Regions from separate parts of the Mus musculus genome. Here region 2 is linked to region 1. The links are chromatin loops, found by intact Hi-C in ENCODE. Cell type or tissue: heart. All regions are shown on one strand. Links, peaks and the distances in the headings refer to the core of each region. The heading gives the core; the rest is flanking DNA. Region 1 overlaps Peli2 (pellino 2). Region 2 has its middle 90 kb from the start of Gm52144.

The links. Hi-C counts contacts between places; a loop is a spot of excess contacts. Peaks named below come from ENCODE experiments on the same cell type or tissue, not always from the same donor. Only the 100,000 strongest peaks of a DNase experiment are listed, where the experiment ranks them.
Region 2: it touches region 1 in a loop (1.9-fold over the local background); 3 of 42 quality-filtered maps call a loop at or near these places.

Annotation. Positions count from the first base shown.
Region 1 is chr14:48,124,238-48,140,192 of GRCm38, reverse strand. The region is part of intron 1 of Peli2 (pellino 2); the gene reads right to left. Among named protein-coding and RNA genes, the nearest start is that of Peli2, 11 kb to the right of the region's middle. In heart, for the core only: no CTCF peak of the experiment used is centred there; DNase peaks (open chromatin) are centred at 5,632, 6,802, 7,752, 8,422 and 3 weaker places; H3K4me3 peaks cover 1,032 bases; H3K27ac peaks cover 4,060 bases; H3K27me3 peaks cover 3,106 bases.
Region 2 is chr14:48,287,653-48,303,607 of GRCm38, reverse strand. No RefSeq gene overlaps it. Among named protein-coding and RNA genes, the nearest start is that of Gm52144, 90 kb to the right of the region's middle. In heart, for the core only: no CTCF peak of the experiment used is centred there; a DNase peak (open chromatin) is centred at 7,477; H3K4me3 peaks cover 738 bases; H3K27ac peaks cover 571 bases.

The sequences.
Region 1 (15,955 bases), core at 4,746-12,745:
AGTCTGTCTGTTTTCTAATGAGAAAGGGAGTAGATCAGGGGGAGGGGGAGGAGAGGAAAACACAATCAGGATATATTATTTGCAGGGGTGGGGGGCAGAATCTATTTTCAATGAAAGGCATGTGTGTGACGTGTGTGTGTGTGTGTGTGTGTGTGTGTGTGTGTGTGTGTGTGTGTCACTCTAAGACTTAAAAATAAGCTCCGTGAACTGAAATAACAATGTACCCAAAGAAGAGTGGAGAAAGGAGACAATATGATGATAAAGGGGTGCAGACTAGGACTTCAGTTCAAGAATGGCTTACACATGAAACTACCTGATATTCTACTTAGCAACTGCAGACAAAGCGTACATGCCAATCAATTTCTATATATGTCATACTCGGTATAGGACAGCGTGTGAGACCATGGGATCCACAGACACCGTGTTTGAAATCCCACTCACTGCACTCAGCAGCCCTGCAGTTGCTCTCCTCCATCTCCTGCCCTGCACTTCCCCTTCCCTGGCCCATCTGTTTTCCTTTCCTTCCTGGCTTCCTTCTCTGTGGCCAAACCAAGGAAAGCCATAGGGTAATGCCAGGCCAGGGCCTGGTGCTGAGTTAGATAATTAAAGATCCTATGGCTCTCCCAAAGACTCCACCTCCACCCAGCTGTCCCTGCAACAATCTAGCCTCCCTTCTGAAAATCCCTCCAGCTCCTGTCAGCTAAGATCACATCCAAGCAGGGTATACACACACACACACACACACACACACACACACACACACACACACACACCCGCCCCCCATGCTCATCAGGGCGGTGTGAAAGGTGGGCCGTGAAAGTCACCTGAGAAAACAAACGTGCCAATGACCTCAGGAGAGATGACTGTTTCCACCTGAGCTCACACAGGCAGTGGAATGAATGAGCAGGCTTTATGTGACTGACAGTGGACCGGAGACCATTTGCTTCTTCAGTAAAACCACACACCAGTTACAGTGAGAAAGAGAAAGCAGGCAAAGGATTAGCTTAATAGAACAAACCTTTAATATTTAAATAGCCCGTCATTACTCACATATCCCTACCAGGAAAGCCCGATTTTAAAGTATGTCAAAGAGGATGTTCTACAAAGATTCCAATTCCAAACTTCAGGAGCAAATCCCGGTCACGTAGTCCTGGATGCCAGCCCTCTCCACCTTTACTGCAGAGACATTACAGAAAATTTAAAAATGTCAACGACTTGACAGTTTGGGAGGAAAAAGCCACACACAGGACGATGTTTTCTTTCCTGGAGAGAGCAACCAAACAGCGTGATAGTCTGATGGACATGCTCATCTCTGCACTCTCTGAGCACGTGGGCATGTGGTATGCTCTCCTCCAGTGTGTGCCTGGAACAAAGCTACCCCTTAAGGCATCAGGCAAACCTGGAGCCTGTCCTCCCCACTACAGGCAGAAATACCCAAAGTCCAGGAACCCTGAGCTGGGTGTTCTTGCTTCATTTCAAGCTGAATGACAGAGATTTCAAGCCCCAATGGAGTAGACTTCTGAACTTTTCTGCAGAGATCGATCTGGTTCAACTCCCTGAAGCAACACAGGAAAACGTCGAACAGTTTAGAATCTGAAATTCAAACCATAAGCCCAAAGCCTCAAACTGGATCCACGCAGTGACAATTGTGCCTTTTAAATGTCGTCTGATAAAGCTGGAAGCCCACTCGTCAATGAGAGAGGGTCTTTTTCCACATATAAACTGCACTGCTAAAGGCCCTCCTCAGAAGAAGGCACCAGACAAAGCCCTTCTCCCACCTTCTTCCTTCGTATGTGAACAAGCACCATCTCTGTGTGTGGATCAAGCCTAAGACAACCCGGCCGGCAGTATGCCCAGGGGCCAGGCAAGCAGAGTCAGGGTGGCTCTCCTGCTTCCCCCTGGTGGTAGAAAAGAACCAGAGGCCCACTTCGTGTAGAAAGCATCACTTTTTCTATGCCCTTTAATCCAGACACACTGATTACATGTCACAGGGCTCAAGAAGTCTGTCTTCCCTGTTGCTTGTTCCAACGATTACGGAAGAAACTTCTCAAGTTTACATGAAGGAAAATCATCTTACTATGCACATTTAACAGCCTCTCCCTTCTAAGAAAGAAGAAGAAAAAAATCTTATGTGACTGCTAAGGCATAAACCACTTTCTGAGAGACACTGTGAAACCCACTTCCAACTCCTGCAACTGCAATGCCGTTTCCTCCAATGCGGTGGATGAATGAAAACAACCTAGCGGGCAAACCGGCCAGCACCCAAACAGACTGACATGTGTGAGAGGAGGCACCCTCATGGGATGGGAAGGCTGGGAAGCCTGGCTTCAAGGAGGCCATTCGGAAGGTGGATTCTGTGCTTTGGCTTGCTGCACACCCAAGACTCCTAAAAGCTACAAAAGTGGAATCAACAAGGTCTACCTAAGAGGAAAGCTGTAGGCGGAGAAGCACAGACGACCGAAGAGGAGGAAGTGGAGGAAGGAGAAGGAAGGTCGGGAGGAAAAGGAGGAAGGGGGAGGGGAAAGAGGGAGAACAAAGGGAGAAGAGGAGGAGGAGGAGGAGAGCAAGAGAGAAGAGAGGAAGGCTGAAGCAGAGAGAGGGAGTAGAGGAAAGAAGACACCAAGAGTGAGACCGTTGGCATGAAACCCATATCAGTCTGTGCGTTCTTCATTAATTAAAACCCTTGGCACTCCATAAATTACACTAATAAATTACATCAGAGGATGTAACAATCACCAAGGTCAGGAGGCTGAAGTGGTCAATTACTGCTTTTATTCTTATTTCAACAAAGGCATCTCTTCGACATGAGCAGCCCTGGAGAATGACGGATCACAGATGACAGCCCCAGCTTGGCTTCCTGCTCCCAATTCTCCTAGGTTGAAACCACGATTTAATCTCATTTTCCCTGGCCCAAAGCATTGCGAGAAACTCTTGTTTCGAAGTTTAGAAATATAATTAGCTAACAGGGGTCCTTCTAAATTACATGTTCCACAGATGGGTAGGCTGACATGTTTATTTTGTTGCCCCATTATCTAAATCCAGACACTCTGGAAATGACAAAAGGCACCCTGGCCTCAATAAGCCACCCACCCAGCTGAAGGACACTGAAGAAGCCCGCTGCACAGAATGTGTGAGGATCCTTGGCCAGGGGTACAGAAGTCTCCTGAGCATCCCAACCTTCCATCTAAAGGGCTGAGACCCTTGTGATGTTCAACTTTCACTTTCTAACTGCAGGCACTTACACTTGAGACGAACTTTTAGAGTGTTCCGATAGATCCCTGTTCTCCACCTCTTTTAATTTCACACAGTTATCTGCTGATCACTAATATATGAAAGATCAATGAAGCAAGCCGAACCCACCAAAGACTCAGCTAGATATCAGTTGCACTTAAAAAAAAAATCTGTAACTTAGAAAAACTCTTCTATAGTAATTTCTGCTAAGCAACCAGTTCACCCTCAACATTCATGGTGTGCCAGCACACACTCCTGAGGTGCGCTGGCCAAACAGAGTCTCTGCCATATAACCTCCCAGCCTGCTAACCTCCCAGCCTGGAGTCCTTAGGGAACAAAACTTGCACAGGATTGCATTGTTGGTCTTGTGTCTTTTTTAAAAATTCAGTTACTCTGGTCCAGAAGAAATAAACATTCTAGATTTTGAAATATATTCTAGCAGGGATATAAAGGCTGTTTTCAATTTAATAATAGTTACCATATGCAGCTGATACATTCGTCAAAGAAAAGTGAAATGTCACCTCTTGGAGATATCTCCTTTGAGAGATATCTTCAGTAATAAATTTACTCATCAGACACACCCACCCAGATCTTGAGGCTACCATTCCTGAAGGGCTGTGATTCCCTGGCCGTTTGTTTACTGATATGTGTTTATCATATAGTAGAAAGAAGATGTATTAGGCAGAACTCCTCAGCCAGATAATCACCATAGACAGCTGCTTACTTTAACCCAACGGAGACCAAATGAACAGTTTTATTAAGCCACTTTATAAAACCACAGCTCACAAATCACTTCTCCCAAAGACCTGTGCGCACACTGAGCGGCCAGCCCTTCCCTTCTGCGCTGGGAGGTCGTGAGGATGGCTGTGCTCACAGAGCTTGGCCTGTGTCTGCTTCCCACTTAGAATACAGCGATGCTGTTGCAGACACCACTCAGAACAAGGTCCTGGATTCACAGTGCTTTATCCAATTACACTGCCGGCCAAGGCACAAGAAAGCCATTGAAATCAGCCCATTCTTCCCTTTTATTTCCGCTAAACCACACGAATCGCCTGAATTTCAGACATGTCATTACTTACCATGGTCCCTACAAGGAAAGAAAGGAGTGGGGATGGGGAAAGGAGATGAATATTCACTTGAGAATCCCACAGAGTAAAGGCTGAGTGAGAAGCTAGCGAGAGGAGCAGATAAAAAGCAAGAAGGGAGACATGGCTTATCATCGTCTGCTGGCCACATTCCGCCAGCCAAAAAAAGAAAACCCAACTTAACGGTAAGATCTCTGGTTCCTTCTGATGAGGAGAAAAAACGTAAACTCAAGTTGGCTTCCAGATTACCACAGCTGTCTTGCTTCGAAGCTACAGTGAGCCACCTTCAACATGGTAAAATGGAGTATAGTTGGCCAAGAGCAGCACGTTTGCAGGGACACGCACCAGAAGGGGCTAGCTGAAAACATCTACACTTTGCAAGCATAAAGGTCTCCAAACAAGAGCTGAAAAGCAAGAGTGAGCTTGCTGCAGAAGCAGAGAGGATGAAAAAGCAGGAGGAGAAAGGTCTGGACATTTCAGAGACTGGAGGGAAAGCCCTGAGGGCAGAGACTGCCTGCCTACCTAAGCAGTGCATGCAGAGAATTTACCATCCTGGGGGAGCCTTTGCCTTTGCCTACACCGACTTATTCTCAGAGGCCACACCTCCACCTCTCATGACTCCTGTGAAGACAGGGACCTTAGAAATGACAGGACAATTCCTGTCCTTCCTTACCCTCCAAAAACAGAGTTTGTGTTAAATGGCTGATTAACTCAGACCTACTCTGATGAAGAAAAGAGGTATTAGATTTATTTTAAAATTTCAGCATGAATCAAATTCTTTTTTTAAAAAAAGAGTTAGCTGGCTAACACTTTTTAAAGGAACTCAATTGGTAAAGTGTAAAGTGAGGTATATAAAAGCATAGCTAGGTCGTGAGTTGCAAAACTAATAAAATTAACATCGTCTTTCAAATAAATTCTTCACATAGGCTTCTGTTGTACAACTCTTCAGGGTAATACCATGTTGCTAGAGTATGAACAGTCTGCCTTAAAACTTGTTTCCATTTACAACTGCTTTCAATAGAAGAAAGCTAAAATGATTGCTATTGATATCTGTAAGTTGCAAGAATCCAGGCCATGCAACTTAAAAGTGGATTTAAGCTCAGGAAACTGAAAGTTAAAAACAAATCCTCAAGCAAAACTGAAGAGGGGCCTTTTGCTCAGTGATTTCTGTACCGCGATAGCGGTCACGAGACTAAATCAGCCGAATTAGGTCAGAGATTTGCTTAGCCTGAGCTTAGGGGCCAACAAGAAAGCCCTTCTCTCAGGGGAGTGGAGCTCCCTTGTCCACTTAGTCTGAACAGGAAGACCAGGGGCGGACATCCTTTGACCCCTGCCCTGAGCCTGGAGGAGGAGCTCCAGGGGGAATGTAAACAGCAGAGCCAGCTCCAGCAGGACTCCCAGGAACCTCCAGTCCCGCTACCCCATTCCCCACACCCTGCTGATCCAGCAAATCCTAACCACAACTTTACCTGCTTCTGATCTTGAGTGAAAAATGATTCCTGACAGTGCCACAGGCTCAGTGCAGTCTGGTGAGCCATGGAACATCACAACACAAACTTCCAGAAGCTGAAATGCGTGCGTTTAACCAGTTAAACTCCCGAGCAGTGATTGAGCCTATGGTGGGAAGGAGCTACAGTCATGTCCCGCCTGCCTCCGGTGGAACACTTGGCTCTCACACCCTATGGGGCAGTGTATGCTGTGCTATCCCCTGTGGGACTGCCAAGAATAAAACTCAAAGCATGAACTTAGTCTGCTGGTGGAGGGGAATAAGAGTAAGTATGGGGGTGCAGATGTGGGTTTTCTCTCTCATCTGTGGGAGAAGTGACGCGTGGTGTCCTTTTCTACTTAAAACAGTATCAGACGAGCAGACATCTGCTGTAAGTAATTCCACTTAAGGGCATTCTGGTGAATGAACCGCTTCAAGTCTCCTCCCTCCCCGTAGTTTCTTGCATTATCAAAATATGTTGACCGATCACTTCCCTGTAGCATTCCCAGGCCTCTGCTTTCTCCCAGGGAACATCTAATACTGCTCATCAAGGGGCTTGATCTGCTCCAAGGTACCTCACCAGCTGATATCTTGGGATGCCTGCTTGCTATGAATGTTTTTGAGAAACACGGGGTCATGGGTACCAAGCATGTTACTGAAGTCACAGGAAGGGTGAACCCACATACCATAAAACTTTCCCACAGTCTAAGTCACTGAGTCTCATTCAAAGCCTTGAACCGGAATCTGGTCCAGTTTAACACTTAGTTTAAGCTGGCAAAAATCCCCCTTCCCAGCCTGCTGCTGGCCTGTGCTACTCCGAAGAGCTGAACGAGTTTCATTACTGGAACAAGCTGTACTGGGGAGACAGCAGTTGTGAGTCTTTCCCCTTAATCAATGACAGGAAGACCAAGAGACAGGAAAGGAAAACTCCACAAATAGCAACTCTGAGAACGCAGGTAAACGCCAGTCTTTACTGAGGAAGGGAAGGTCGCCGAAGCGCCTTCCTTAAGCTATCAACCTGATAAAAACGCTGCTCTAAATAGTTCCCCAACAGCGAAGGGAAGGAGGGGCGACCTCAAGGCTGTGCGCCGCAGTCATAAGCTGTCAGGTGGCAGCCCCCCTTGGAAGCCAGAGAGACCATCTGCAATCACTCTAGGTCAGCAGTTCGTGACCCCTTTGGGGTGGGGGTACCGTGACCCCTTTTGGGGGGAATGAATGAGCCTTTCACACGGGTCACCTAAGACCCTTAGAAAACACTGATATTTACATCACTATTCATAACAGTAGCAAAATTCTAGTTATGAAGTAGAAACGAAAGTAACTTTATGGCTGGGGGTGACCACAACATGAGGAACTGTATTAAGGTATTAAAGGGTTGCAGCGTTAGGAATGCTTAATCTGCATGATCAAAGAATGTTTACCTTGAATCATCAATTCAGCTGTAATACATCCAGACGAATAAGACAGGAGTAGAAATCCTGTTATTTGCTGTTTTAAAAGCCCACGGGAAACAAAGCAAACTTTAAAAAAAAAAAAAAAAAAAAAAAAAAAAAAAAAAAAACTAAAGAAGCTAATCTAAGTTATAAACACAAGAAAACACTTTTACTGCTGGTAACTTCCTTAAAGGAATGATGCCTTGTGTTCTGTGCATGCAGCTTAGCCTGAAAAGGTCAATTAAAGGGATGTAGGCTGTGCTCAACACAGAGGAAAGAGTGGAGCATTTAGTTTTGACAGCTGGAGTGAAGACACAGGCCTGAGTCCTGCCCTGGGTTCCATCCTCAGGACCCCTAAGACCTGGCAAGATGAAACCAAGTGAGGCGCTGTAGCTCTCGGGGCTACATGAGACCCTGGCTCAAAAAAGAAAGAGGAGTGAGGGACAAGGGGTAGAGCAGCTGTACTGTGGCTGAGGGGGTCACCCAAAGCTCCAAGCCCTCACTTTCCTCACTTACGAGGCAAGCCATTGGGGCCATCTTGAGTTCAAGGCTGGGGCCAACACCCCTTCTGCATAGGACTTAGGTGAGACTACTCACTCAGAAAGGTCAGAAGCCATCATCAGGGCCTAGGAGCCAGCCCTCTGGGCCCCCCTCCTAAAGGGAAGAGGACTCAGGCCTAGAAGAAGCAGTTATCCAGGGGAAGATTGCCTGTCTCCACATAAAAGGAAAAAGGCTCAGATTCTCCACTAACAGATCCCTCAAACACAGATTTTTTTTCAGCACCTGGAGTCCTCACTTCAGTTCAAAGGATGTGAGCAGCGCACCCTGAAGGCCGGGCAGAGATGGAGAGAGAGAGACGCTCACAGGCTGGACAGGGCATGTGAGCAACAACCAGGACCCTCACAAATAGCACTAAAACACACTCCTGCCTAGTTACACATCTGAGGGGCTGGTCTGGAGCAAAAAGGCCAGGCTCTATGTGCACACACTCCTGCCGGTTTAGCTTGGCAAAGGCACTGGGGTGGGCTGGGGTGGGGTTCCAGTAGGAGGAGCAGCCTGCTTTGAACCACCACAGTAAAGGCCAGGAGGACAGCAGCCAGCTGCTTCTTACAGTGACTACTAGAAAGAGCCTCCGCAGACAAGGAAAGGGGAACAGTGGGCTCTGATGTCACCCCACTTCCTCCCACCCCAGCAGACACTCACAGGGACACCATGACCTGGGCCTGTTGGAATGCTAGGCCAGAGGGGGTGGAGGAAGGGCAGAGCGCAGAAAGGAAAATGGTATCAGACCCAGACTGCTTGGCCAGTGGGGTTCAATCCGAAAACATTCATTGCTTGTAAAACAAGAAGCCCCCATGGGATGAAATGACCACACTGTTCGCCAAATGCCACTGCCAGAATGGGGCTACAACCCCCTAAAAGTGACTGTCCCTCAGCAGGAAAGGGGCAGAGAGACAGGGGAAAGGAACTATAGTCACGGAAGGGCCTGAGGATTACCAAACTCAACTATTCAGAGCCTTGCACAAGAGCTTCCTGCACCCAGACGACTCTAAAGCACACTCAGAGCCTCTGCCCTTCCAGCCTTCCAGCCATCCAACCCGACGTTGATCTCCAAACACACTGAGTGTTTCAGCTCCCCGGGCTCTCTGCGCGCTTCACGCATTGTGCTCTCGCCTTACTAACCCGCTCCCACACATCCTTTCACCTCGGCTGAAGTGGAGTCAGAAAACTCAAGTCCCTCACACAAAAACGCACTTTGTCCCCAGTGGCTACCCTCACACTTGGCAGCAACTGGCTAGGTTTAATTTGTTCCAAGTCCTTTTCCGAGGAGAGACTACAAAGTCCGGGAAGATGGGGACTGGTGAATGCTCCCAGTCCCCTAACTTAAGAGCCCTCTGACTCCTAATACTATGCTAGCCACAGTTTCCAATCCCACCCACTTCCCCCGGGGCACTTCAGTTTCAAGGTTCCAACGCCCCTGTGGCTTCTCTACTCCAGTCCCAGAACAACCACTCCCCCTTCAAAACTGCTCAGAGGCTGCAAAAGGCTGCCTCAGGAAATCTTCTTGCCAATGTCCCTCGGTGACAAGCTCTCTGTCCTTTCCCGAGTGGAGGACAGCAAACTTCTGAGCCGTACACACTGAGCACCCTCTCAGGCTCTGTCACCAAGAAGAAGCCAGGACGGGGCACTAAGCTGGCACCTCACTGCCCAGATAATAATATGAAGTCTTGGGAGAGTAATGGAAATCAGCTTATAGAACCTGCCGCTCTGCTGGCGCTCTGCGACAATCTCCCTGAGAGTGATGCGACTCTGCACCTGATACCTGGGTGCCAGCACCCCTGAGCTCTAACTCAAACTACCATAGCCAAACCACCAAAGAACATCACTACAGAAAACCGAGGGGTTACACCACTCGGTGCTGATATGGTTAGCTGGCCTTACTTCAATTAAATATACACTTGAAGAACACATGTAATTTTTATATGTGGTCCCCAATGTTATTACGGTTTTAAACCTTAACACTACCAAACTGTAAATGCTAGGAACTTAAAAACACAACAGTTCAAAGTTTCACTTAACACTGCGTTGATTAAAAGTAGAAAATGTTAGGGTTAACTTAGAAATTACACTTCTCTCAGCTGCCTACAGGAAGAGCTTCTGTTTTCTGGGCTGTCTCCAGTTGGTTGTTTTCCTTTTCCTTTCTTGGGGATGTGTCCAGTTGAGAGGCAGCAATGGTAGTTTCCACGTCTGCAGCCTCCCACTACTCACTACCCAGCACCAGAAAGGGCCTGCTGCATTGTGGATGTCACAACTGGCTTCTCTGTAGAAAACAAGCTGTCCCCGACCCCCGAAAACCACACAGCACCACAGATACATTCTGCCTGTTTGTTTCTTGGCCAGCACAGAACAGCTCTCCACGGCCTCCGAAGGCCTGAAGTGTTTGGTAACTGTACTATATTCTTACCTCCCAAAGCCACTGACAGGGACAACGCATGTACTCGAGCTTGCTTTCCAAGCGGCCACCTGCCCCTCACTGCAATGCTGAGGAGTTTCTTCTGGTCTACCGGGAGTCCTGAACCTACAAGATGCAGGAGGGGTTCCTCCCTCGTCTCAAGCTTCTGCTCGCTCTCTTATTGCACAACAGGCGACCCTTAAAAGCCTGAAGAATCCTCCGCCATGCACTTGGCCATCCTGGGTGAGAGCTGTCCATGTGGAAGCCTGAGGGAGCAGGATTCTCAGTTCAGTCAGGTTAGTCGCCAGCCGCTGCCTCTCGGCACAGCTCAGGAGACGGGACCGAGGAAGACGGAAGCTAGGCAAGGAACCTCAATGAGAACTTACATTTGACAGCTATTCCAGATGCTTTTGTTAGCTAAGATTCTTAAACCCTCCAGGATTTAATGTTTAGAATAACTCATCCAAAATACTGTAATTACGCTAATTAAAGTAATCAATAAAGGAAAGAAAACCAACTCAACAAACTCCATGAATCCACTTCATATTAGAGTTGTCAGATCTCACAGGTGAACTAAATGCAAACGTGGTGTATGGCTGCTGCGAAACAAGCCTCCCAGAACACAACAGCACACAACATACACCTCACACAGACACACACACACACACACAGAGTTCTCTCACCTGGACAGAAGACAGTGGAAAGAGCCTTCATGCTGCTCTGGCTAATGTCAATGGCAGCTCAATGGGCCCAAGGAGCTCTGATGATCTTCCTCATCTGTCCATATCCTGAGCTTAGCAGCCATGACAGACAGGGTCCTGCAAGCCTTTCCCTCTTCCTTTGTAAATCTCTCTCACACCAGCACCACTCTCTCCAGGAAAGTGGTCAAACTCTCTGACATGGCAGCCCCCCTCTAAGGAAACATTCTGCTGTAAAACTGTATTTCCATAAAATTCACCTTGAAATACTAACTCCCAGAAGGGGCCAGGGGTAGCTGTATTTGAAGATGGGCTTTAAAGGAGGTAATTAAAGGTAAACGGGGTGATGCAAGAAGGCCCCATCCAAGAGACAGGTGGGCAAGGCGAAAGAGCCAAAGAACGTGTGAGAAGGTGGTTAAGTGTCCACCAAAGAGTGGGGGCCTTAGAAGAAACTGCCACCCTGGTCCTTAAGTTCAGAACTACAAAGATGTAAGTTTCTGTTGCCATCTTGTCTATAGTGGGTTTTGGCCCCTGTGGTGGGCAGAGGCTACAGTAGCCACTAAGGCAATGCACTGAAGCTCGGCATCCTTCGCTCCACCACAGTGACCAAAGCAAACCCTGCAACCAGCAGGTCTGAAAGGGAGGGTTCACCACCCAGTAAGGCCAGGACACCCCGGCAGGGAAGGGGAGCTCTGGCTGTCTGAACAGAGCGTGAGGTGATGTCAAAGACCTGAGGTCCCTCCAGCCACAAGGCCAACCGGAGAAGTGGTCCCAGCGCCACCTCAGAGGCAGTACAATGCTTTCTCTGAGAGGTTTTAAGATGCGCGGCACTCAAGTCACCAAGTGAAAACAGGGACAGCATGGGACGCATCCTGAGACGGAGGGGACTGGGCTACAAGACATTTCTGAGTGAAAACAAACTCCCGTGTCGACAGTCCTCCTGAAGAAAGGACCTCTCTCTCCTTGAGGCAATCCGCCAGTCGAGTCTCCCAGGAAAACCTCCTTACACAGAGCACGAGGTGTTGTGGTGACAACTCATACTCCACAGTCTAAGAACACGATGAAATCTAGGGAGGGATTCGGAGGGAGAGGCAAGAATGGGGAGGGGTGGGAAAGGGCAGAAGAAGAAAGAAAAGAAGGGCAGAGGCTAAGGATCCTCTGGGGAGCTTGCTAGGATGGTTAACAGCCTGTTCTCCTACCAAAGACCCAGAAGCTGAACGCAGCGATTGCCTGCTGTGGTTGGATTCTGTTGAGCCACTCCTAATTAGAATGGAAGCAGATAGCTTGCAGTAATGACTTCTTATCCTACAAACAGATTTCACACACACTGAAACAGCGAGGAACCAAGCCGGTTAAGCGGCCCAGTGACTAGCCTTGTGTGGATGGCTGAAAAGAAGCCTCAGCCAGACTTAACCCTTAGACTGAAATGACCTTGATGCCTTTGTCTATGCAAGTGGCTTGTACACCCCGTCACGGACATGCACTGATGACCACAGCCCTTCAATGCTACTGTGGCACTGCAGTACAGCTCAGAGCAGCTGACAAAGTCGGAACAGAAGGCCTGCTTCTCTGTGAGGCAGAACTTGGTGCAGGTGACCACATGACTGGCAGGTAACTCATGAAAAGAAAAACAAATCAGAGTTGGAACTAAAACAGCAGGCAGCATCTGTAAAGTAGCACCTCCAGGAGAGACTCCATGACTACCCACTGCGCCCCCAAAAGGCATGCCCGGCACTCTTCAACTAGGGAGTTCAGGGGTCCCTGCCCGTCCATCAAAGTACATGAAGGGAAGACAAAGCAGTTTCAACGAATGCTGGTGGAATCTAAGTCCCACGCTGGGCATACTGGGTAGGTGCATGCCTCTCCTTGACTCTTCAGACTGACTCATGCTTACAGCGAGGGTCCATCTTGGTGTCTGTCCCTCTGTCTTCCCTTTGGGAAACTGCTCTGCCTCCTTAATTGACAGAATATCTGAATACCTTTGGCTATAACACCAGAATGTGTATTAACAAGGGAAAACAACTGAACAGTAGGTGTCCTGAGGAGAAGCCAGTTCTCTCAGCGGCTTTTCTCTGTCTGAAGGGGTCTCACTTCTCCCTAGCACCCACCCAGCGACCTCCCCTGGTGCACACCCAATCACTCTCTGAAGTTCTGCCTTTTGTCCCGCCTGCTTGCTTGCCATCTCTGTCCCTCAAAGTGAGCATGAGGTAGACAGACAGAGCAGGAGCTTGTCTGTGACAGTGGCCCAGGGTTAGGGCCACTTAGGCAGTAAGACTGTAGTCAATGAGCAACCTGACCTATGATACCAGGCGAGGGCTAAAACTAGGTCTCAGTGACAGGAAGCAGGGTCTGGAAAGCCAGATCATAGACCTCTGTCTTTGCATTGGTGGACTCTACCTCAGTTTCCTCCCCCATCACCATGGTGCCCTCTCTGTACAAGGCTCTGTCCAAAACCCTTTCTATTCTGACCCTGCAGTCGTCTCAAACTCTCCCACAATGCCCCTGGTGGCCCATGTCTATCTCGCCTCCCACCTCACCTCACTATTCTGTCCAATCACTCGGGTAGGAATCCTGCCCGTCTTATTTTCTAGCTGCATCCCCAGGCTCTGGAAGGGTAGACACCCAATAAATATTTGTTGAATGAATAAAATTCCTGGCTTGCCTGATGTGACTCCGCCCCTTCGTTCCCACTTGAGGAAACACATCACAACGTGGAGGTGGGGTGGGGTGGGGTTGGGGTGGGGTGGGGTGGGGTGGGGTGGGGTGAAAACATGGCAGTATTAAAGTAACATCATTTGCAAGATCCGCCCTTGACTGCTTGTCATAAATCACAAGGCACATGCCTCAGGGCTCATCATCACACACGAGGCGGCTGAGAGTGTGGCTCAGAATGGCCAAGTGGGAGAGAACTAAGAAACGTCTGCGTTTGTCAACTTGTTTTCCAAAAGATGAAGATGACAATTAAAGACTCTGTAAGTCAATCACTACATCTTCATTTTCCTTTCACGAAACACCTTAGGAGAACCCTTTAATTAAATCATGGACATTAACAACTCTTTCCTGGATATCTTTCTCCCATGCCAATGAGGCCAATGTGTTGCTGTTATGTTCATTTAAAAGCCAGCCTACAATCCCACTCAAGGAGGCCACTGCCCCTGTACCCGTGTCACCAGGGTGATGGGCTCAGTCTCCCGATGGTGGACGGAATGCCGTGTCGTATTTTGTTTCACTTTTGTCTGTGTTTTATCTTTTGGATAAATATGTATGGAAATGTCACTGGATGCTGAATCAATCTGGTCTTATTCTGTTTACAAAAAGCATCTTGAAATGATTGTTGCATGAGGAAATATGCCCCAAATGAAAAGTCCTAATAAAGTTTTCAGTCTTGGCACATAAAAGGAACAGATCTAAGAAAGCCAGATTGGCAAGCCCACAGTCAGACAGACAGCCACACACACCAAACAAGGCTAAAGTTAGTAAAGGAAAACATAGCAACCCCAAGCCAGTAACATCATGACCCATAATAGCCTCGGAATGAGGCGCCCATCCACAGACAGACTGGCCACAGCGCTCCCATCACCCCACATGCTGAGCGGCAGCTAAGATTCTGTCTGTTTATTTCTAAACATTTAAAGATCTTTTGGTCTACGAAATACAATGTTTGACATCTTTGGGGTCAAATAAGAGTTTAAAAAGTAAGAGGTGTACAGTAGGAGAGAGGCCATCAAGGCAGGTCCAAAGAGCACAACACGGAAAGACGTGGATAAAAGCCGCTTTAAAAACCGTAATGTCTGAGTCCATAGCATGGTCAAGCAATCGAGCCCTCTGCCTCATCTGACAGAGCAACTGCCAATCCAGGGGAAGAGCAGACACCTGCTAGATGTATTGCGTTTCCAGCCACAGTGGAGGAGAAGCCTCAACTGTAAGGGGCTCTTTAACCTTTTTTGTGAAAAGCATCCTTTAGTGATGTGGTTACTCCCACTCAGGGAGGCAGAAAGGTTTTCAATGCATAGTCGCCAATAAAATCAGTTACTTTGTTAACAAAATAGCTTTACACTGGAAAATCGCCAGCACTTCTAACAGTCTTTTAAACGCTGGTGGTGGAAAGCAGGACCTTGCACACGCTGGGCAGTGGCTTTACCACAACCTACATCCTCAGTCCACACCTGTACTATGTATGTATCAGAGCAGGGTCTCATTTAGCACAAGCTGACCTCAAGCTTATGACGTCATTAGGTAGCTGAGGATGGCCACAGACTCCCCAGGATTTCCTGTGTGCACCACTATGTTCTGCTTACACCTCTATTTCTGTATTAAGACATTAAGTAACAAATAGGCAGCAGGTCTCTGTGTTGCCTATTCTGAGTGAAACAGTAGATTTCGGGTGGAGGACTGTAACAAACAGGGTTTTTCCCCATCCAACTCTGTGGATTCCCTGAACTCTACATACAGCCCCCAGATGAAGAGCCTGTGAGTGAAAGTGCTGCAAGCCTGTTCTGTGTCACATCAAATCAGAGCCGAGGCCCTGCAGAATAAATTACCCACTCAACTCTGAGTCGAGGGAAACCAAGGGAATAGGCAAGGTAGTTTTTCCCTCCAAAAACCACGATGGGCCATTAGTTGGCAAAGAGCAGCATGCTTCAAAATGAATTCAGAAGGGAGCTCTGAGGCCCTGCAGCACAGCTGGAGTCAGCCTCCAGCAGAAAGCCATGAAACTGACCCAACCCAGAAAGAACACATAAGGAGCTCTGGTTTCTTTGTGAAGGGCTATATAATATACCTCTTAGACCCCCACCCCTCCTGAGCTCCACTACCAGATTAAGCCTCTTTCTGCTATTTGTCTCAGTCTGCTTAACTTCAAAACATGATTTCTTCCCTAAATATGTAATTACACGTATTTACTTTGGGGGGGAGGGGGGAGGGAGCCAGAGGCCAGCATAAGACTTCTTTCCTCTGTCACTCTTCACTTTAATTTTTGAGACGGATTGCTCACTGAATTTGGAGCTGGCCACTTGGACTAGACTGGCCAGCCTGGGAGCCCCGGGGATCCACATGTCTCTGCCTCCCCA
Region 2 (15,955 bases), core at 4,406-12,405, 160 kb before region 1:
ATGAGACGAGGGTCTTGCTGGGTCTAACAGCCCATCAGATACTCAGCCGTTCTGGGTGCTGCCTGGCAATCGGGGCTTAGAAAAGGCCAGCAATTCATAACATTAAAACAGCAACTGGGAAGCAAAGCCCGGTGGCCCAGCCTCACCCAACCAGATTGCAAGGCTATTTTTATCCCTTGGAGCTAGCTCAGTATACTGATGGAATGCAGAATTACTGTCGTGATTACATCTGGCCAAAAAGCCTAGCAAGTGTTAATCTCTGGAAATCTGTTACAAATTGGATGGCAGGCACCAGAAAACTGCTATTTTTTAAGTCTAAAAATAATTCTTAGTGCCCTTTAGTGTAAGGAACGCAGCAGTAAAAGGAATTTTTGTTTAATGGGCTGAAGTGGTAATGATTGTTAACAGTCAATTCCTAAATATAGCAGGAGGCAAGGATGTCTGGGATCCCAAGGGAAAAGGAGTTGGGGGAGGAGAGTTGGGGGGATGGGCAGAGCCCCAGGAAAGTCTCTGAGCTCCCCCATTTTAGTCATCCTGGTCTAGAGGGTGCTGCACAAAAGCACAAGTCCCTCAGCTCGCATTGCGAGGAGAGCAGGGTCAGACGTGACCAAACAGGGTCGGGCCTCCACTGACTGGGCACCAATACTTCAGTAGTGGTGAATACACTGTCCATACGAAGCCAGTCTGGTTTGCATTTTATCAAGGTCAGGTTCCTTTGGAAAGCAAGGTTGGGCCCAGAAGAATGTCTGTCACAGAAAAGGGGTGTGATTCCTAATACGGACCATCTGCAGTCAGCTGGCCAACCGCGCTGAGACATAGGTGGGACCCCAGGGAGCATAGCAAAATGCTTTGTCATCCAAACCCAGGCCCCTCATGCATTACTCTGAACACCCTGAAGGCTTCCTGTGAGGAGTCTAGCCACAGCTGCCTCAGTTCCCTTTCTGCTTGGGTAGAGACCCCCCAGACTTCCTCATTTCCTGAGATGTTACTCCTCCTCCCCCTCTCCCCTCCTCCCCCTCCTCCTCTGCTGTTATCCATGGGCATGACCCACTATGTGCCCATCATCCACAGGGCGGTGCTGCACCAGCCTCCCGGAGTAGACTGAAATCAGCTGAAACTGGCACCCTTTCCCTAGACTCCTGTCTGTCTTCTCAGTCCATCTTCCAATGGGGATCTTGCTTCCATCTGGCAATGTGTCCCCTCCTCCTAATCCAAAGGGAGACCCTCCTAGTCTCTAGAATCTTCTGATGCCAGGCCCAGCTTTTGCTGTAGAAAAGTATTATCTTTTTAGGATAGCTACCTCTCCTCTATTAAGCATGTTTTAGGGCTTCCAGTTACTTGACAAAGGTAAGTCCTTCTTATGGGATTTCAGCTAAAAAAGAAAAGATGCATAAGAATTAGTGGAATTAGAAAATTTCCATTTTGGAACACTCAGTGAAGCAATGAGACTATTTTAGGCAATGATCAATGGCTTCTCCAAGCATAGGTTAAATGTTGATGAGACATTTTATAATGTATGAATTAGAGGTTGACAACCTGATTTGATCTATCAATCTTAAGGGCACTAATGGAAAGACAGCCAGACATTGTGAGCCTCCTGAAACAATTCACTGGGAAGTTCACAGCCATTCTCAAAGTTTCACTTTTAAAAAGGTAAATCTGAGATTAGTCAGGTCTTTAGAGGTCAACACTAGCTAAAAAATTGTGAGAGTAGAAGAATTTCTGAAGTGACATCATGTGAATCCTGCCTGACAAGTCTACATCTTAAGAATCTACCACAAGATGAACGGACTACATCCTCCCCTGCAACAGATAAACAGTGTTAAGGAGAAGGAGAAGGAGAAGGAGAAAGAAAAGGAGAGGGGGAGGGGGAGAGGGGGGAGAAGGAGGAGGAGGAGGAGAAGAAGAAGATGAAGACGAAGACGAAGAAGCAGGAGGAGAAGGAGGAGGAGGAGGAGGAGGAGGAGAAGGAGAAGAAGGAGGAGGAGGAGGAGGAGGAGGAGGAGGAGGAGAAGGAGAAGGAGAAGGAGAAGAAGGAGGAGGAGGAGGAGAAGGAGAAGAAGAAGAAGGAGGAGGAGGAGGAGAAGGAGAAAGAGAAGAAGAAGAAGAAGGAGGAGGAGGAGGAGGAGGAGGAGGAGGAGGAGGAGGAGGAGGAGGAGAAGAAGAAGAAGAAGAAGAAGAAGAAGAAGAAGAAGAAGAAGAAGAAGAAGAAGAAGAAGAAGAAGAAAGAAGTCAATTGTTGTTAATAAGAAACAAACCAAAGTTTAGATTACATTACTCACGTGTCCTTCCAGATAAAAGTGCTTCCTAACTGGCTCAGGTGCTAAACATATTATAATGTTCATGTAATGTTCATGTAATATGATCATGGTGTTGCCTCTTAGTCCCAAATACCAAGTCTATGATACTCACCACAAATACAAGCTTCAAAATCTACATAATTTTCTCAAACTTGTGGCTAGAATATCTAAATAGTGTTCAACATTAAGAATGACAAGAATCTCCTAATACCTAGAAAGTATGACAAACAGCCCAAATCATAAAGCCACTGCTGACACAAAGGCCTAGGCAGAGTCTCATGTCTTGTTCCTCAACCGCTGTAGTTTTAAAGCTCTCCTGATGATAGATTTGCCATAGCTCCTTAAAAACACCCATATGTACTGCTATATGCTTCTACACACATGCACATATGTCGACATCACTTACTAACATATGTTTGTATATACACACACCTCATAGTCATGAGCAAACAATATTTCTTTTATTTTTTTGTTTCAGATAAAATTTGGAGTAAAACATTGGATTTTGAGCATTCACAGGAAATAAATTCAAATGAATCCATGAGGAATCCCAAGTTAACACTGACCCCTCGTTTATGCCGGAGAATCTTTCTCAAATGTCCTTCGCTATTTTCTCTACCTTAGAAAAAGAATACCAACCATTTTCCAGGCACCATAGGATTGTCTCGTGGGGAAGACAACACAAGGGTGGGGTGCATGCCTCTGGGTTCTGTGAGGTATCTGAGCATCCTTGTAGGAGGCATATGCAGTCTTGAGTACCCAGCGCTTGTGAACAAGCTAAATCCTAAGGCAGTAGGAACCAGAAGTCTAGGCAGATCTTGATGTCTTGTTCTTAAAGCCTGACTCTTTGACAACTACTGGGATGCTAAGGGATGTGTTTGGCCTTCCTGGTTCTGAGGTATGTTTAATACACGTGAAAGAGGCACAAAATTAAAATATATCCTAAGAGCATACTTGGATGGAGGCTTCCATTAACTCTGTTTAGGGGGAAATGGGGTTCAATAGCATAGACAAGTGAATACTGATTCTCAAATCCCCGGTAAATCTCAGCACCATTATGCTGAAACCCCAACACTTAGGTTGTATATGATCTTTTTAAAGCAAAAGCAATAGGTCCTTTTCCAGACCTTGCTTAATCAAGTTCTCTGTACAAAGCAGATCTCTGACACACTGAAGCTCAGTGTGCCAGAATTTACATTGCTCCCCCTATACACACATGCCTGGTGCTAATGCACCATCTAATGATTGTGAGAGATTTTCTGGTTAAGAGATTTGTATTATAGCTCAATGCCAGAGTATTTCCCTAGCATGCAAGAGACCCTGGGTTCAGTCCTCATTGGTGGTGTTGGGAGAGAAGTTTCTTAAAATATCTTGGCAATTGTCTACATAGAGTTAGTGTAGACCTGCAAGGCTCATTTTTACACAACATCTACTTGCAGTCTACTGTTCTAACTGGATAGGTTTCTTCTTCCCTCACTCAGGATATTCATGTGGGTCCGTATAGGTCCCTGTGGAGACCTATATGTCTGTTATGGTGTTGAAATTGAGACACCCCTGAGAATTAAATGAGAGCCCCCTGTTCAGGCAACTTTTCCAAAATGCATTACTAGATGTTTGAGGCTAAAGTCTGAAAGAGTTTTCTATTTAATCTCAATTTGCCCTATTTTTTTCTCAAATTCCATATTTAATCTATCTTTATTCAACATCTGTCATAATGTACCTGGGTGCCTTTACCAGTAGAATCTAAACCACACAAAACCCGCCCATTTCTTTAATGACATCAGGAGCTTAATTTTTTTTAACACTCCCAGGGTAAGAGAAAACAGTTCCCTTCCCTCTGTCTAGTATAAAAAAGATGGGGGGATAAAACCAAAATCCTTACCTCTCCACGCTGAAATGGGTGGAAAGGTCAGACCCCGACACATAGTTAAAGTCAAGTCTCAAATAAGCAAGTATTTATGAGGCTCCTGCATCAGAGCTATACACAGCACGAGGGAAATGTAAGCACTCCGGTCAGGTGAGGATGCAGGAGGTGCCCCCCTGGTAAGGAGTGGTTCTTTGACTGCCTCAGTCCAACACACACGAGGAGCAGTTACTGTTTGCTTACAGGTTACCCAGTCTATGGTATTTTGTTAGAGCAGCCTAAAGGAATTCAGGCAAGCGCCGTCAGCAGATCAAGGATCTGGGATGAACTACCTGAGGAGACATGAAATGGAGATTTGACAGATGGCTACATCATGATAGTTGAGAGGAAATCCGGAACCGTCACAGAAGACAACTTGGCAGGTATCAGTTCGGGGGTGGGGAGGGTGGGAGGGCAGGGTTACTCCCATGTCTCAGCATGGCCCTCTCCTCCTCTCCCCCAACCCAAATATAGACTTCCAGCAAATAGCAGTGAACAGAAAAGGGAGGGGTGGGAGACAGCACAGCAAGTAGAGTGCCCATCTTGCTAGCATTAGAGTTGGGTTTCCCAAGACCTACGTTTAAAAACAGCCTGGCATGGAAGCATGTGCATATAACTCCAGGAAAGCAAAGACAGCCAGATCCTTGGGTGGATGAGGGCATCACTGGTCAACTAGTCTAGCCTAGCTGTCAAATTCCAGGTCAGCAAGACGTACTGTCAAAAAACTGGACATTTCTTAAGGAACAACAGTAGAACTAATTCATACATTCAGTCTCTATCTCTGCCCCCCCACCACACACACACACATGAGTTGTGAGTAGTTGTGAACTGCCTGATGTGGGTGCTGGGAGCCAAACAGGGGTCCTTTACATGACAGCAGTACACACTCTTAACCACAGAGCCATCTCCCCAAGTCCAAGGTTGGGAGACCCTTAAAGCTATCTAACATTTCTAGTTCCCTCACGGCTGAACACCAAGGATTACCAAGGTCTGATCAAATCCTGTGGCTACTTCCTCAGATGGCATTCTGACTGCTTGCTTTGAGGTTAATTTGCCTCCCAACCCTTGTCTCAATTTGGAGGGAAGGTCCCCTGCACACATCTACCCATCCATCTCCATCATGAGAGAAACTAGATCTTGCCTTCAACCCTGCATGGCCTCACTTGAGATGATTTCCAGCCTTTCTAGACCTTGGAGATAGCCTAGCCCTTAGTTACATATCACTTCACACCCAAATCCACGTTAACAATTTCAAACAAATACTTCAGGTACCAGAAGGTGAGTGAGAAAAATAACACAATCACAGACAGAAACCCGTGTTCACTGCAGGATTCCAGCATTTCAGTTCTTCGGGTGAATTGTCACCTTCCTTCTCTCGGAGTCACTTGATTAATAACCCTCTCTCCTTACCTCAAACCCAAACTTCAGGAAGAACAAATTGCAAGGGTTTGCAAAGAAGGTTTCTTTTTTTTTTTTCTTTCCATTTTTTATTAGGTATTTAGCTCATTTACATTTCCAATGCTATACCAAAAGTCCCCCATACCCACCCACCCCCACTCCCCTACCCACCCACTCCCCCTTTTTGGCCCTGGCATTCCCCTGTTCTGGGGCATATAAAGTTTGCGTGTCCAATGGGCCTCGCAAAGAAGGTTTCTAAGCGAGATTAGAACCATCCATTCTTCTTAGGATGTTTCAGTCGCTTCTCTAACTAAGGTTAGTGGTGAGGCATGTCGCTCCAGGATGTCTGAGTACCCAGTATTTGGGTAACTGAACCTCATACTTACGGCAACCTGCTGCTAAGATCTTGGCCTCCATTCAAGGTTTGGGCTTGGATGATGTGCCTGAAATCCAAGCCTAAAGCATTCAATCAGGAAAGGCTGGGATCCAAAGTTACAGCGTGGGTGAGCCCAGAGGATGCCAGCTCCAGCACCACTTACCTGTCAGGCCTGATTAGGGACTCAGCCTCCAGGCAGACAAGCCTGAGGTTAAAATCTGGCCTGCCATTTTCACGCTATGAGATTTTAGGCAGTTTGTACACAGTGTCTTTGCGATTCATCTTCTTCTGTAAAATAAGACTGTTAGTAATAACCCCAGTGTCATGAACTGTTAAGAGAATTAACATGAACGGTGTTTATTTATAAGCAGTAGTCTTTTCTCACTTATGTGTGTATGGTTTTGCTCAGAAAACAGGAGCTTTTTAAAAAAAATAATTAATTATGTTATTTATTTACATCCCCCACTCCTGGTCCCCCCTCGCAGAGTTCTTGCCTGATCCCTTTGTCCCTTTACCTCTGAGAGGGTGCTCCCCCCCCCCAGTATCCCTGCACCCTGGGGCATCAAGTCTCTACAAGATTAGGTACATCCTTTCCCACTGAGGCCAGACAAGACAGTCCTCTGCTACATATGTGTCAGTGGCTTTGGACCAGCCCATGTGAGCTCTGTGGTTGGTGGCTCAGTCTCTGGAGCTCACCAGGGTCCAGGTTAATTGACACTGTTGGTCTTCCTATGGGGTTGCCACCCCCTTCAGCTCCTTCAGTCCTTCCCCTAACTCTTCCATAAGGGTCCCCAACTTCAGTCCAATGGTTGGCTGTAAGTATCTGCATCTGTCTCAGTCAGCTGTTGGTGGATCCTCTCAGATCCTGCTAGGTTCCTGTGTGTGTGAGCACAACATAACATTGGTAAGAGTGTCAGGGATTGGCCCTCACCCATGGGATGGATCACAAGTTGGGCTGGCCACTGCCCGCCATTCCTTCAGTCTCTGATCCAGTTTTGTCCCTGTATTTCTTTTAAACAGGAGTGATTTTGGATCAAAAGTTTTGGAGAGGAGTTGGTGTTCTCATGCCTCCATCGGGGGTCCAAAAACAGGAACTTTTAATATCAAGTGCATCATTTTAAAATCGCAATAGACAAACTGAATAATCAGATGTACTGAATTGTCGGGGGGGGGGCGGGCAAGAATAAAGCCATAAACCACGATTAGAGATGGAGATGGTGAAGTCCGCATACTGACCCTTCAACAAGGAGAGAACTCTACCCAGATGGTTTGGAAGAAGCTCTGACATTCAGCTCACCCTCGACTGTTCAGTCAATAATGTCCCTCAGCTTTGCCTGGGTCCTGATGAAAACATGCCAACTGGGGCAGCTCTCTAAGAGGTAGGGGTCTAAGGAAGGGTTAACCACCCCAGAGCAGAGGGGGGCAGGCCAACACGTTCCCAGGCAGCTATGTTTATCTTGTGTTTTGAGCACCTGACTCAAGCTGAGTAAGAGGGTTTATTTTCTCACTTGGAAAGTTTTCAAAACACCAAAAGGATTTGGTTAAGAGGGAAATAACTCCACTCCAGCTAAATCTTTTTCACTGGCCAAATGGGGCAGGCAGAAAAAAAAAATCAGAAATCTGCTTTGGGCAGTACACAGAGTCATTCAGGGGACGTGGTCATTTGTTTATCAGCAGCCAGCAGCTTCCTGCAACCAGCCGCAGCTGCTGCTCTGCAAAACGATGTCTTTTCATTTTCGGAGAGAGAAGTGCTAAGCGTCACGTTCAGGCAAAGCAAATGACAAAATATTTGACTGCCTTTCTCTCCTTTTGGCTATTTTTACCCCTTGCAGGCTTCCCTGACAGCATCTCGCTTTTTATTCTGGCTCTTGCTTAGCAGTCGTGGTGTGAGTGCTGTCTTTCAGTGTTCTCAGGAGATGCTGAGACCCCGAAGCAACGTGGACATGGTGGGACCACCTCTGTGCTGGGCTTAAAATGGCCTCCTGTTCTGTGGGAAGGCCAATGGCAATCAGGAAAGGGGAAATGGTCAATTCCTTGAATGCTTGCTCACCGGAAGCCAAGCAGAGCATACCTGCTACTCACTTCCCCAGTAAAGGTCTCTACAAACACACTACCACTCCTCAGTTTGAAGGATAGAGATTTTGTTTTCTTAGCTGAGAATAAAACCTGATATTCCATACTTGATTGATTGATTGATTGATTGATTGATTGATTGAATCAGGGTCTTGCTATGTACCCCAGGCTGGCCTGGAATTCATCTTCCTGCCTTTGGTCTTCTGGGTGCTGACATTACAGGCATGTGTTGCCATGCCTGTCAAGATCCCATGAACAGCCTCATAATGTCCCCTTATATAATCTAGGTCAGCTCTCTGTAACATTCTCACCAGCCTGTCCATTGCTTTCTTCATGAAAAGTTACTGTAATTATCTTGCTACTGTGCCTTAATCTATTCATCATTCATTCATTCATGGGTCAAACAACCGATTCCTGTTATGAGTGTAGGGCTGAGAACAAAATGGAATGAGTCCCAGTTCGTAGCATCAAGGGGGATTACTGCTCACTCCAAGAAACTGGAAGGTAAGCAAGCAGGAGATTTGCAAAGAAATGTCCTAGAGCCAGGAAAACTCCTCTGCCATGGACATAAGAGGATGCCCTCTCTCTTGGCTCCCTCTGTGTGAGCCGCCTTCTCCTCTTCCTTTGCTAATTCCCCTGTAGGGTTGGTATGTCTCCTGCCATCTCCCTCACTGTCCTGCACACCACATTTCTCATGCCCCAAATTCTTATCCCATATCACAGAGGACAGACTCATTTATGCACGCACTGCTTATTCGTCTAGATGTCTTTCTCATGAGCAGCCTTTCACCGAGTACATCAATGCTAATTCTTTAAAGCTAATTCTTTAAAGTCTCTTCTTTTACTTGGAGCGCATTGTGAAGATTATAATCTACAAAGAATACTAAAATGGGGAAAGATTCCCTGGGCCTAGCTTCGTACTCATTTTTATTCGTCTGATTTATGGAGTTGATAGGTGAGGCAATGTTCTCATCTACTCTGTACCGGGGGTGTGCGGACAGCTCCATCCATCAAGCGAGCTGTCAGAGCACGATGCTTCAGAGACACTGGCAAACAAAGGTCCAGCTGGTTAACACTTCCAGGAGATGAGAAAGGAGGCTGTTAACCCCAGTGCCCAGGGAAAAGTATTTCCCTCCCTCGGCAGAGATGTGGAGACAGAAGGGATATAATTTAAGAATGAATTCCAAATATGTCTGTATTTCCGTTTCAATCCCTGCATGAAATATATTGATAAATGATCAGCTGTCAAAGGTGATGCTGTTGAAAACAGGATTTATCTTTATTAGTAAACTCAGATTTGGATGTCCATAAATGCAGAGAAAATAGGGGTTTAAGCCCAAATGGACAGTTATGCTGGTCTGATGAGGTGCCAGATGGCAGCTGGGGGCCCTGAGCCATGAGAGGATAGGGCCTCTTATATATAGTCATTGCAGTATTAATTTGGTGATTGAACCTTCAGAGCATCTTGAAGTTTAAACACATATTAACATCTAAAACACACACCTCAGCTGCCATAGTGTTTTGTTGTTATTCCTTTCAAACACCTTAGATCCTTCTGGGGTTTTGTTTTTGTTTTTGTTTTTTTATCTATCACTCTAGTAATTCAAGGCCAGAGGAAAACCCCACAGGGGTATGAGAGGCTCAGTAGAATAATGTCTGGTAAAGTCAGTGTCAACCGGGCAGCAAGAGTAGATTCAGGATTCCCATGCTTGGATGCCTTAGCACCTAGAACTCTGCCAATGCAAGAGAACACGGGGAGGCATCACCATGGGGCAGCACTGCAGTCTTGGAAGTTCACTGTCTGTGGGTGCTCTCTAATAATGGCCTGTGCTCATCACTTGTCTTCTCTGCCCTCATTTGACTCGGATGAATCATTCTGCATTGGGCGATGGAACTCCGTGCTGTGGTAGAAGACCTGGAGGATGTTCTAAGCTCTTCAGGGCGGTGTGCCTGCTTAACTTGGCAGCTAATGGTATATTGTTCTCAAGAATGCTAGTGGAGGTGACAGAGGGGGTGGGGTGGGTCGGTTCACAAAGGGGCTCACAGTTGACAGTGATGAGAGAGATGCACCTGTATGTTCCTTTCAGGTTATCTGAGGGCTCCTCTTCAAGTGAGTCTGTCCTTGCCTCTTCACCCAAAAGACTCTAAAGATGCTTACTGCCTCACCAAGTACACTGCCCTACATGCCCACCCTCTCCTGTCCTGGAGGTTTCAAGAATCCACACTGCAGATTCAAGTGCATTCCTAATACCCTTCAAAGGATCTACATAGTCCAATTTCATCAGCAGGTTTGTTGCCTCCCAGGAAAGGTTCCAGAGGCACATAACCTCATAGACCTCCCAGGAGACTACCTTCTTCCTGTGTCTGGATTAGCAAGAACACCACTAGGGTGTGACCTCTGTCCAAAGGTAGTTGTGCCTAAAGAGAACATTTCAGCTAACTCTAGGAGTTAGTGCTTAGTAGGGGGGTGGCTTAGGGGTGAAGGAGGTATTGTAGTATGAAACATAACTATTCCACTATAATTCATATGCCAAGGTCTTGATTGTCAGTGCATAGGGCATTTGGAAGGTAGAAGAAGTGTTGGGAGATAGGATGCTGTTCTAGTCAAGGTTACTATTGCTGCAATGAAACTCCACGACCAAGGTGATTTGAGGAGGACGGAGTTTACATGGCTTACATTTTCCTTTATCACTGTTCACCATCAAAAACATCAGGACAGGAACTTAAACAGGGCAGACCTGGAGGCAGGAGCTGAGTTAGACGCCATGGAAGGGTGCTGCTTACTAGATTGCTCCTTCTGGCTTGCTCAGACTGCTTTCTTATAGAATCCAGCCCAGGGGTGGCCCCGCTCACAAGGGCTAGGCCATCGCTCATCAATCTCCAAATAAGAAATGGTTTATGGGCTTGCCTACAGCCCGATCCCATGGAAGCATTTTCTCAACTGAGATGACTACAGAGTGTGTTTCAAGATGATATAAATCTAGCCAGCACAAACGTAGGGAGAGAAAGTTAGATCTCTGGGAGTAAGTCCTTGAGGGAGTCTGGAGTCCTTTCTCTCTGTTTACTGGCCCCATAGAGTGGGCCTCTCTGAGCCACCGCATGCACCCATCATAGCGTTTGTCTTGGTTTCCCTGTTGCTAAATAAACCATTCTGACAACAGCAGTGGAAGGGACGAAGGGCTCATTCTGCTTCGTAGTCCTTCGTGGGCACGGACCTTCGTGGCATGGAAGTTTAGGCAGCAGGAGAAAAGCAGCTGCTCATATCATTATCACATCCAGGCGGGAAGCAGGGGTGGGGTGGGGTGGGGTGGGGTGTGTGAGTGTGGGGTTAACGCAGGGTAATGCTCAGCTGCAGTTTCAGCTCCTATAGTCCAGGTTCCTGGTCAGGAGATGGTGCCATCCACATTCCATTTGGATGCTCATCCTGCCTCACCATGCTCTGAAAAATACCCCTAAAGGCATGCTTCTCTCAAGCTGACACTTAACATGAACCATCACAGTGTCCTGCTTAGAGGCAGGCTCCAAGTGACAGGGCCAAACGACTCTGAGCAGAAGCCTGTGAGACCATAAGCCACAACTAACCTCGTCTCTTTCAAATTAACTGTCTCAGATAGTTTATTGCAATAGCAGAAAGCTAACACAGGAAGGCTAGCTGCCAGAATTTCCTTCCTTCTGGTTTCAAAGGAGGAAGAACGCCAAAGAAGAGCCCTTGGAGGCCGAGGGAAGAGGAAGGCATTGGGAGTGATTTACATGGGAGGATGCAGATCAGAGGAAGAAGGTAAGTAATTGGCACAGCCAAAAGAAAGAAGACACTGGTGAAGAACTGGCAGGAAGCAGGGATCAAGGAGAAAGTTGCCTCGGAGACTTGGATGAAGTTGTGCTGTGTCTGTGTGATATTCCCGTAGACTTGCCTGTAAAATAGCCATTGCCCGGAAATGCTTTTGGAATTCTATGGGGTTGAGTGAGCGTTGCAATTATGGAGTTAAGTTTGAAGACTTACCTGTACATGAGCAAAGATAAGAACAAGAATGGCTGAAACGTCTGAGTCTGAGTTGGGCCATGTCGACTAATTAGCAGAAGGTCAGGGGTAACACTCTACTTCATTATTGTTATTGCCAGGGACACTGTAGGGTAACAGAGCAATTCTCTATTGTAACAGGCCCTCAGACCTTAACATGACTGACTCTGTGATGGGAGCACCATTTACGCCATAAAATTTGGCACTTGAAAGAGGAGAAAGGGCTGGGCCCTTGTAATTCAATTGAAATAGAATCAGCACAATTCCATTTCAATTAAATGTTAAGACAAAGAAGCAGAATTAACTGGGGTTAGGGGAAAGAAGCCGTATGAAGGAGCACTGGATGCTTGGTATGGTGGGTACTACATAGGCATACATTCGGCTTTGTGCCCAGATGTTAGTTTATTTAGTGTTTCTTCACTTGTAGACTCTAGTCTATAATTGTAATCTGTGGCCTCGATAGAAATTACAATACTCAGCTCTTAAATTTATGAAGCGGGATTTCTGGGCTTGGAGACCAGCGCCATAGTGGAACGGTTCACGAGGAGACCTAGACACAGCTTGGTGTGTTCGGCTTACAGAATGATGCTCAGTGTTTGTTGGCTTCTGGATCCCTGTAAAGTCACTGCACGCCTGGCATAGACATCAGGGATCTGGTCTGGTAGGCCTGGAGTAAGCTTGAACATTGTATTTGGCAAGCTCTGAAAATGATTATGTTGTCTATTCAGTTGTGAGGACCACTAGAAAAAAAATTAGCAAGAAATGGAGCCCTAAGCCCCAAACTATAAGCCAATCAATGCCAATGTCACTAGCAAAGTAAACAATGCATGGAAAGAATGATGTCCTTCGCAGATAGGTGAAGGAACACACCAGGGCTTGTTCCTAGTCAAGAAAGGAGAGCTTTGTAGAATCTTTCCCCTGAAAGGTCATATTTTGACCCTAAAGAATGCATGTGGCCCTGAACAGCAGCAACAGCCTAAGAGATGGGATGGAGGGATGATACAGACGCACAAGGACCTGTGCTCCTCTAGGTAAGGGCTCTAGTTCAGTTCCTCAAAGAGTGATGATCCTCGGGGTCACTCGAGGGTAAGAAGTGGCTGCAGCTAAATCCAGAGCTGGGGCTCCTGAGGTCGGCTGAGTCAGTCTGTGGGAATCCAGGAATCCTGATTCATAAGGAGTGTCTTAGCTATATCTCACACATTCACATTTGAGTTATGTCTCAGAAAAAGCATAGAGGATTGGAACCCCTCATATTTTAATAGAAGCCAAGGACAGTCAGCTTGTGTGGTCTGCATAGGGAGCCATGACCATCTATGCTTCACACTTCCACCTCAGAGAGGGCAAAGGTTCCTTGGTTACGAGTGAAGTCACTTACTGATTGTCCACTGCCCTGTATAGGCCAAGCACTGAACATTTGAGACATGCAGTACACGGCATCTCAAGTATATTAAGTTTAACATATCTGTGGTGAGAGTGCTTGTCTGCAATTATAAAATATTCTCAAGAGGGCTGGGAAGGGAAGGAATGCCTAGCCAGCAATAGACTCTAAAATGTTCTGGGGAAATCGCTTGGTTGTACTGTACACGGAAGGTTTCCTGTCATGTTTAATTCCCTTGTTTCTTGCTCTTTTTCTTAATCTCATTTTCCTTTCAGTGCCAAGCAGAACAATTCCTTGAGCAATCACTCAAAAAGATGTGAGTGAGTGTTTTGGAGACAGGAAGGGAGGGGCTGTTGTTACAGGCTTTGGAAACTGTGCCAACCTGCAAGTGGTGGTTTGTGGTACAGCAATCCAGGCTAAGGACCCCAGGAGAAAGCAGCAGAGGAAAAAGCGTGGGCCGTATCCCCTGGGGTCCCCAGAGTGACCAGTGGGAGATGCTGTCAAAGCTTTTGCCAGCAGAGAACTGGCCACTCCACAAGCCCAATGTCTGTCTATCACAGCCTAGATTAGGCATATGCACTCCACACTGTCCGATAAGCTCAGACGCCTTCATTCTCTCTATGTATCTTTGTGTCTACTACACTATAGGCTTAGGGTGTCTCACTGAAAATCCACTCCCCTACCTCCATGCTACACAGCTTCATTGAAAGTCAGCTGGCCTTCTGAGTTTCACTGCAGTCTCTGGTTATTATACCGAAATCCATTAAACACATAAAATATCTTATTGGAACCTTCAATTAAACCTCAAGCCTCATAAAAGAGAATGGAGTGATTATGCAAAAGTGATCTAATACCGTGCAAAGCCTTGGAAATAATAATGTCAGGCAGAACCTGTCACCTTCTGCTCAGGGAGCTGAAGGCATTGATGTTGTTCTTTCTAACAGAGAAGGCTTAGGCTCTTCCTTAACCATTCCACCTATGTATGTCCAAGTTTCTCCACCTGCGACATGGGGATCAATACACCAGGAGACAGTTGCCATTGCCGTTGTGTAGAGGCCAAGCGGAGGGCGTTCTTCTACCTGTGTGCTCGTGCCTGTGGAGTCCAGAGGAGGAAAGTGAATCCTTTAGAGGTGGACTTACAGGCATTGTGGGTGCTGGGATCTGAACTCTGGTCTGAAAAAGCAGCAGGCACTCTTAACTGCTGAACTATCTCTCCCGTCCTAACTACTAATGGCTATATAACAGTCCATAGAATGGCTGATCCATTGTAGCAGAGGTAAAGGAAGGGAGGGATTAGAGCTGGTGGCCATGACCCAGTTAGGAAATGAGTCACATTGGCATTATTTATAGAGTTCTGGAACACTTAATATTCCTGAGAGGGGGCGGCACTAAAGTGTTCATGACTCAGGTCTTATTTCTTTCAATCCCTCTCAGCATTGCTCCCTAAACTGTGCCCTGCAGGGAACAGTAAGTTCTGTGAGATAGAACAGAAGAAATGAAGCAATCCACCTTTCCTTTCTGTAGCTGCTGAGCTTGGAGGTAAAGCCTGGGAGCTCCCACACATCAGTGTATGAGCACATATGTGCACATATAGGGACATGCACACACATGGCTTTGATAAAGCCACAGCATACAGAGGACGCATCATGCCAGGGAAGTGGCAATGGGCATGCGCTTTGGAGGCAGAACTTACCTCTGACTCTCTTGGGCTAAGCTTACCCTGTAAAAATGAAGTCCTAACCATGAGTCTGATATGTTTGCTGTGCAGGTTAAGTGGAATGATATGAACTGGTTAGGCTTTGAGTATGAAACGTCTCCTGCAGGCTGGTGTGTTGAACCCTTGATCCCTGTTGGTAACACTGTTTTGGGAGGTGGGAGCCTCACTAGAAGAAGCTGTCACTGGTGTGTGTGTGTGAGTGTATGTGAATGTGTGTGTGAGTGTGTATTTGTGAGTGTGTGTGATTGTGTGAGGGTATGTGAGTGTGTGTGTGAGTGTGTATGTATGTGAGTGAGTGAGTGTGTGTGTGTGTGTGAGTGTATGTGTGTACACATGCTGGGAGTGACCTTGGAGGATATAGCTGGCCTCCACCCTCTTCCTCGCTCTGCTTCTTGTCTACCATAAGGAAAACAATTTCCTCTTTGCATCCTCCCATTTTGTGAGTGGAGCTAAGTGACCATGGAGTGAACTCCTTGGGACTCTGAAATAAATATTCACTCCTTTTAAGCTGTTTCATCAGGTCTTTGGTCACAGCGACAAAGAAAGAGGTGAACATATGCACAGAAGTAAAGAATGGGATGTGGCAACATGGCAAACACCAGGCAAACGGTTATCCTTATCGTTATCTTTCCACTCATTTTTGAAAGCAGAGCAGAGGTCACAGTGCCAAGACACTAGTTGGACTGCTGCTCCTTCAATCATAATTGAGGGCAAACTTCTCAGCGCAATCCTGACCCCTTCTGCTTGTTTTCACTAGAGAGAAAAACAGCTACTTGTTGTATGTGACTTCTA